Regions from separate parts of the Mus musculus genome. Here region 2 is linked to region 1. The links are chromatin loops, found by intact Hi-C in ENCODE. Cell type or tissue: heart. All regions are shown on one strand. Links, peaks and the distances in the headings refer to the core of each region. The heading gives the core; the rest is flanking DNA. Region 1 has its middle 40 kb from the start of Zfp365. Region 2 holds the start of Rtkn2 (rhotekin 2).

What was found. A loop is a pair of places that touch in the nucleus more often than their neighbours do. Peaks named below come from ENCODE experiments on the same cell type or tissue, not always from the same donor. Only the 100,000 strongest peaks of a DNase experiment are listed, where the experiment ranks them.
Region 2: it touches region 1 in a loop (7-fold over the local background); 30 of 42 quality-filtered maps call a loop at or near these places.

Annotation. Positions count from the first base shown.
Region 1 is chr10:67,870,706-67,873,622 of GRCm38, reverse strand. No RefSeq gene overlaps it. Among named protein-coding and RNA genes, the nearest start is that of Zfp365, 40 kb to the left of the region's middle. In heart, for the core only: a CTCF peak has its summit at 1,626 (motif pointing left); no DNase peak of the experiment used is centred there.
Region 2 is chr10:67,978,440-67,981,356 of GRCm38, reverse strand. It overlaps Rtkn2 (rhotekin 2), which reads right to left and starts at 1,787. Exons shown (of 12, transcript NM_001359319.1): 1 at 1,545-1,787. The coding sequence starts at 1,583. In heart, for the core only: a CTCF peak has its summit at 1,650; a DNase peak (open chromatin) is centred at 1,776; H3K4me3 peaks cover 1,784 bases; H3K27ac peaks cover 855 bases.

The sequences.
Region 1 (2,917 bases), core at 314-2,813:
CCCCCCCCTCATTCGTGGCTGAATGTGGGGATACTTCCCATTTAAACCATAACAGAGGCTTCAAAGCTGGAGGTGCACGGTGAGGAGGAGGTTGTGGAATAGTTAGGAAAGGGAAACAGACGGAAGAAAGCGGGTCTCTGAAGAGTGCAATTGAAGAAATAGCCCAGTACTACTCCGGTCTCTGCCACTGGACCTGCCAAGATAGAACAAGATGCGCTGCTACCCTCTGCCATTGAGTCCCGGCTGCCCCACCTTCCTCACTGTGAAATTGTGAGAGGAAATAAGTTCCTTAAATTACTTCTTGTCAGGTATTTGGTCACAGAAATGAGAGAGGAAATGAATATATTTCCATCTTTCGTTTTATCTAAATATGAAAGACAATATTCCCAAATAATGGAAATGAAGGAATGTGGAGACATTGGAGCTGAATCACAGGCCTATTCAGAGAAACTTATTTTTCTTCTCTTTTAAAAGTATTTTCATTAAATCTTGGAGAATTTCATACAACCTGATAGGATCGTATTCACTTCCTTTCTGATCTACTCTCAGATCTAGCCCTGTCTCTATAGCTACCTAAATTATGTCCCTACAAAAATAATAGTAGTAAACCCATGGAATCCAATTTATACTGCCAAAACATGCTTGGGCGTGTATATATTACCCCCCCCCATTGTGATCCATCTACCAGGGGGCAACACCCCTAAGGAAACCCTGACTTCCCTCTCGCAGAAGCCATCAAATTACCAATAGGTTCTTGGCTAGGGAATTTCATGCTTATCTTTGACCTCTATCCTGAAATTTTTGTCTGCCTTGAGCTTGCTGTCCCAACCACAGTGAGTTTATATGTGTGATTGCCCTTTCATGCCCAGGAAAACATTGTTTCTTTGTATCCAGCTACGATACCTCTGGCTCCACCTTCTCCTCAGAGTTGATCCCTGAGGTGTGGGGAGAGATGTGACACTGATCAATTGCACTTAGGGCTGCGCACTCCTGATAGTCTCCTATTCTCTCCACAATGAGCAGTTTGGAGTCTGCATTACTCATCTTCTATTGCAAGAAGGAGCTCAGAGAATGTGTTTCTGTCCCGTATTTTACCTTGTCTTCAGTATATGTGAATCATATGCAACTACTAACTTGCTTGGAATTTTTTAGGATAGATAAAGGAAGAAATATGTTAAGACATGAAGGCTAATGTTTGTTTCATGTGGCTTTGGCTACGGCCTCTCAATACTGGTATTATAGAGAGTGGAATTTGAGCCCTTTAAAGGTATTCCGGACATAGATAGGTGCTCAAAGAAATATGTCTCCCATTCCAGCCCAACTTATGCCCAGATAGGAGCTCAGTACCAGGTTGATGTTAAGAAAGTCTCTCAAGCAATGCCCCCCACACAGGCCATCTCTCCTACAAGTGTCTCCCCACACAGGCCATCTCTCCTACAAGTGTCCTTTATGGGATTCTCCTAACTACTTGCTACATTTTTAACAGTAGGCTTGGGGGTGTGCTGGGAAAAGCCCTAATTGATAGCATTTCTGTTTACCCTAGTGTCAATGTCCACAACTGCAGGTGAAGCCACCAGTGAACAGTGGCAGAGCAGTGGCTGAGTGGAACCACAGATGCACGGTGCTGCCCTCTACTGTTAGGAACTGCTCTGGTCCTAAATGACTACTGTCTCTAATTGCAAATGCCTCTCTCTGGGTGTCAACCCTTCTTAGGTAGGGATGTCTTTGGGTTTTTGCAGGAAGCTTCCCAGTCTTGTAAGTGGACCTGAGAGCAATAAGTGTAATAAGTGGGGACGCTGGCCACTGCTGCCTCATGTGCTTGTCTGACAGTAAAGATCTGAATCTCAATCTTGGCTCACTGCAGGGACAGCCTTTTCCCAAAATGCTACAGACTACAGCCTAGCATTTCCACTTGAAGGTCCGAAAGGTGATTTTGATGTGCTAAAAACTGAACTATCGATGCCAATGAGATATCCCAAAGATGCTTGCCACAAAGCTTGAAGACCTGAATTAGATTCTGGGACCCACACGATGGAAAGAAAGAATGGATTCCCATAAACTGTCCTCTGGTATCCACAGTTTTGCCTTGGTACCTGGGCACTGCACATGTATCATGCATGCATACACAACAGCAAGAACAACAATTATAATAAAGAAAAGGTCTTTGGAGGACATTTTTAAACCTTTGAATCAATTAGAAAATAAACAAAAGCCAGGCATGGTGGCACACAACTTTAATCTCAGTGATGGGGGAGGCAGGTAGATCCGAGTTCAAGGACAACCTGATCTAAATAGTGAGTTCCAGCTCACTCAAAGCTGCAGAGTAAGAATTTGTCTCGAAAAAGAAAAAAGAGAGAAAGAGAGAGAGAGACAGAAAGGGGAGAGAGAGAGGGAGGGTGGGGGGAGGGAGGGAGGGAGGAAAGAAGAAAGGAAGGAAGGAAGGAAGAAAAGAAGCCAAAAAAAGAAAGAAAAAAATCACATTTATTTAGCTGTTGTTAATCAGGTAATTAACAATAATTCCTGGCAATTATTCCTAAATTCTCCGAGGTTATTGTGTGGCTAAATACACACGCAAAGTTTGCATTATGGTAAAAGCCGATAGTGTGCTTTCACTTGAATATGAAATGTGCCCCACAGATACATGCTACCAGCACTTAGTCTTTCCATGGATGGTAATATCTTAGAAGGTTCTAGAACCTTTAGGTGGAGGTGGAGCCCAGCTGGAAAAAGTGGCCTACTAGGGAGAGGTTCTTGGGATTTGGGGATTGTTTAAATCCCACCACTAACACACACACAAACATGGGTACACATACGCACAGACATGGCTACACACATGTGCACACATGCATGCACACACACATACACACATAGACACATACACACAGATGCGGCTACACACATGCATTACATACACATG
Region 2 (2,917 bases), core at 176-2,675, 110 kb before region 1:
ATATTAGGATTAGAAATTACTATCTTGTCATATTTACATAAATAAGCCTTAATATATTTGCTATATATATTGAAATTATATGCATCATTCATACACACTCACACATATATACATATATATGTACACACACATACACACACACACATATTTCCCTTCCATACACTCAGCTCTGTTATCCTCTTTTCTCTTCTGTAGCATTCTTGAATGTCACTGTCGCACTAATAGCACACTTGGATGGCCACACCAGCACTCACACAATCCCCATAAGAAACTCAACAGATACTGGGTGATGGTGGCGCACACTTTTGGTCCCAGCACTCGGGAGGCAGAGGCAGGCGGATTTCTGAGTTCGAGGCCAGCCTGGTCTACAGAGTGAGTTCCAGGACAACCAGGGCTACACAGAGAAACCCTGTCTCGAAAACAAACAAAACAACAAAACAACAACAACAAAAAAAGAAACTTAACAGATCTCCATTTAGTTCAGTAGAAATAGAGGCTGTGTTAACCATCAACATAGGCGTGGGGTGTGGCTCTGCTGATTGAGGGCTTGTCTAGAATGCACAAGGCACTGGGTTAGAACCCAGCTCCACTCCATCTTAAGTCAGGCTCGGTGTGGCAGCCCTATAAAGTCCATAGTAGGAAAGTGGAGGCAAGAGGAGTTTTAGGAGTTCAAGGCTACCCTTTGACAAAGGCAAATAGGATACCTAGAATACATAACAAAAATAAGAAATATTTCACAAGAAAGTTGAAAGTTTTGTGTATGTTTGTAGCAAACACGTCTTGTGACTACTAATATGGTTTGCACAATAACTCAAACAAAGCCTGGCTCAACATTCCAGAGAATTACAGAGGACTTCCTAACAATACTGCATCTACTAAAGAAATTCTATGATCCTGCAGTATTCGCCTCGACCCACAAATCTGGCAAGAGTATATGGTTCGAACTACTATACTTCAGGAGCCGGTAAGAGGTGAAAATTAAAATTAAAATGAAGATGTCGCTACAAGGATATAAGGGGTTTCTTTTCATTAAAATACTAAAATAATGAACAGGAAGAATACTTTTAACACTTGACTGGGGTTCCCAAGAAATATTCTCGACTACACTAAGTGTAAAAGATTTTGAACATATTTTAGATAGCTAAAAAACAAACAAACACTGGATTCGTCCTCCTTTTTTCCTAGTATTTGTGCATGTATCCATGTTTAAACTTACACCTTCCTGGAAAGCTAAGAACATGCCATTTGAGCGTTCACCCCGCGGCGCCCCACAGTTTGATGCTGGCTCACACGGCTACAAGCAGCACCTTGCATTACACGCCCAGCTGCGCGGGCCGGGGAGCAACTCGAGCACCGACTCCCGGAGCATCACCTCCCCTGCAAGCCTTGGAAGACCGGCAGGTGGGATGGGCCCCGGCGTCCTCCTGTTGCCCCCGGCCTCGCTCTCCTCCTTCGGTGCACCCTTCAGGCGTGCAAGCCGCGGAGCTCGCCCGGCTCTCGGTCTCGGCCCAGGCTGCAGCTCTCCAGTCCCCTGCCTCGCTCACCTGCTGCGCGGCGAGACCCCTCAGCAGCTGCCCCTCCATCTCGGTGCAAGGCACGGCCGATTTGAAAAGCGCGCCCCAGGGCTGCAGCTGCAGATTGCACCAACCGCTCGGCCGTACCAAGTCTGGTCTGCAGGGGAACCCGGCCCACGACGCCGCGCAAGCGTACTAGGAGCCTCTCTGTCTTTAAAACAGCACGGAGACCCGAGACTCTGAACAGACCCTCTGCTACCGCAGGGCTTAAGCGAGGGCGGGGAGTGGGCGGGGCCTGTTGTGTGGTAGGCGGGGCCTAAATACGAAGAGCAAGTCCGGGTGGGTGGGGTCTGTGGCAGGCGGGGCCTGAACCCGCCTGGGTTTTGTCGGCTAGTGGGCGGGGCCTCAACTGGTGGGCGGGGTGGAGCCTTAGAGAAGGCTCGCCATAGAAATCTTTGGCAGGTGGTTTTCTTGTCAGGTTTAAAGTGCGCCTTCTTCTTGCATCCCGCCCGAAGTTGTTTAAAGGCATGAACTGACCGGACCCGACAGACCAATCAGGGATATAAGGATCCATTATCTGTCTCTCAAACATGGCTGCACTCAAAGATCATGCTCTTGAAGGCTGGGCAGACAGACACATTTTGCGAGTACTTCTGTCCCCGGGTTTGTTCGCTTCTAAAGTGACAGCAGACAACACTATCCAGAAGCCTGGTCGTTATTAGCACAGGCTTTTATTAAGAAAGAGGAAGGGGAGATGCTGAAATGCTGAACTCGAGGCCTTAAGCACAGTGAGCAACTGGTCCACCACTGAACTATCCAGCTTAGACTTTTAATTAGAGGATGTACACACCCTTGTAAAGTGTTTAAAATTACCCCTTGACATATCTTGTACCGGAAATGTGTAGGGCTTTGGACATTTTCCTCCTGAGGGAAGACTCTACCAAATCAACTCTCCTACACCACCCTCATTAAAGGCCTGGGCAAGGCTCCTTTTATAAACAGAATGACCCTGTTTATTTTGGGGACATCTCACTTGTTCCAAAGTGGACTTTCAATGATATGGTCATCTTACTTACAGACCTCCTTGTTAAAGCAGTCAGTTGAAAGATGGACTTCTTAAAAAGAAACTGAGTGTGCCAGTGAGATGGCTCAGCAAGGAATGGTGCCCACCTAATGCCAAACCTCCCCGCCTAAGTTCCAATCCCCAGGATCCAAGTGGTGGAAGGAGAGAACCAGCTCCCAAAAGTAATATCTACATATGCGCCAGGACATGGGCATACCGCCCCCCTACACTGAATACAGAGGGGGGGAGGGAAAATTTGTGTGTATGTATATATACGCATATATGTATAAATATATATGCATATACGTATAAATATATACATATGTTTATATGCATATAA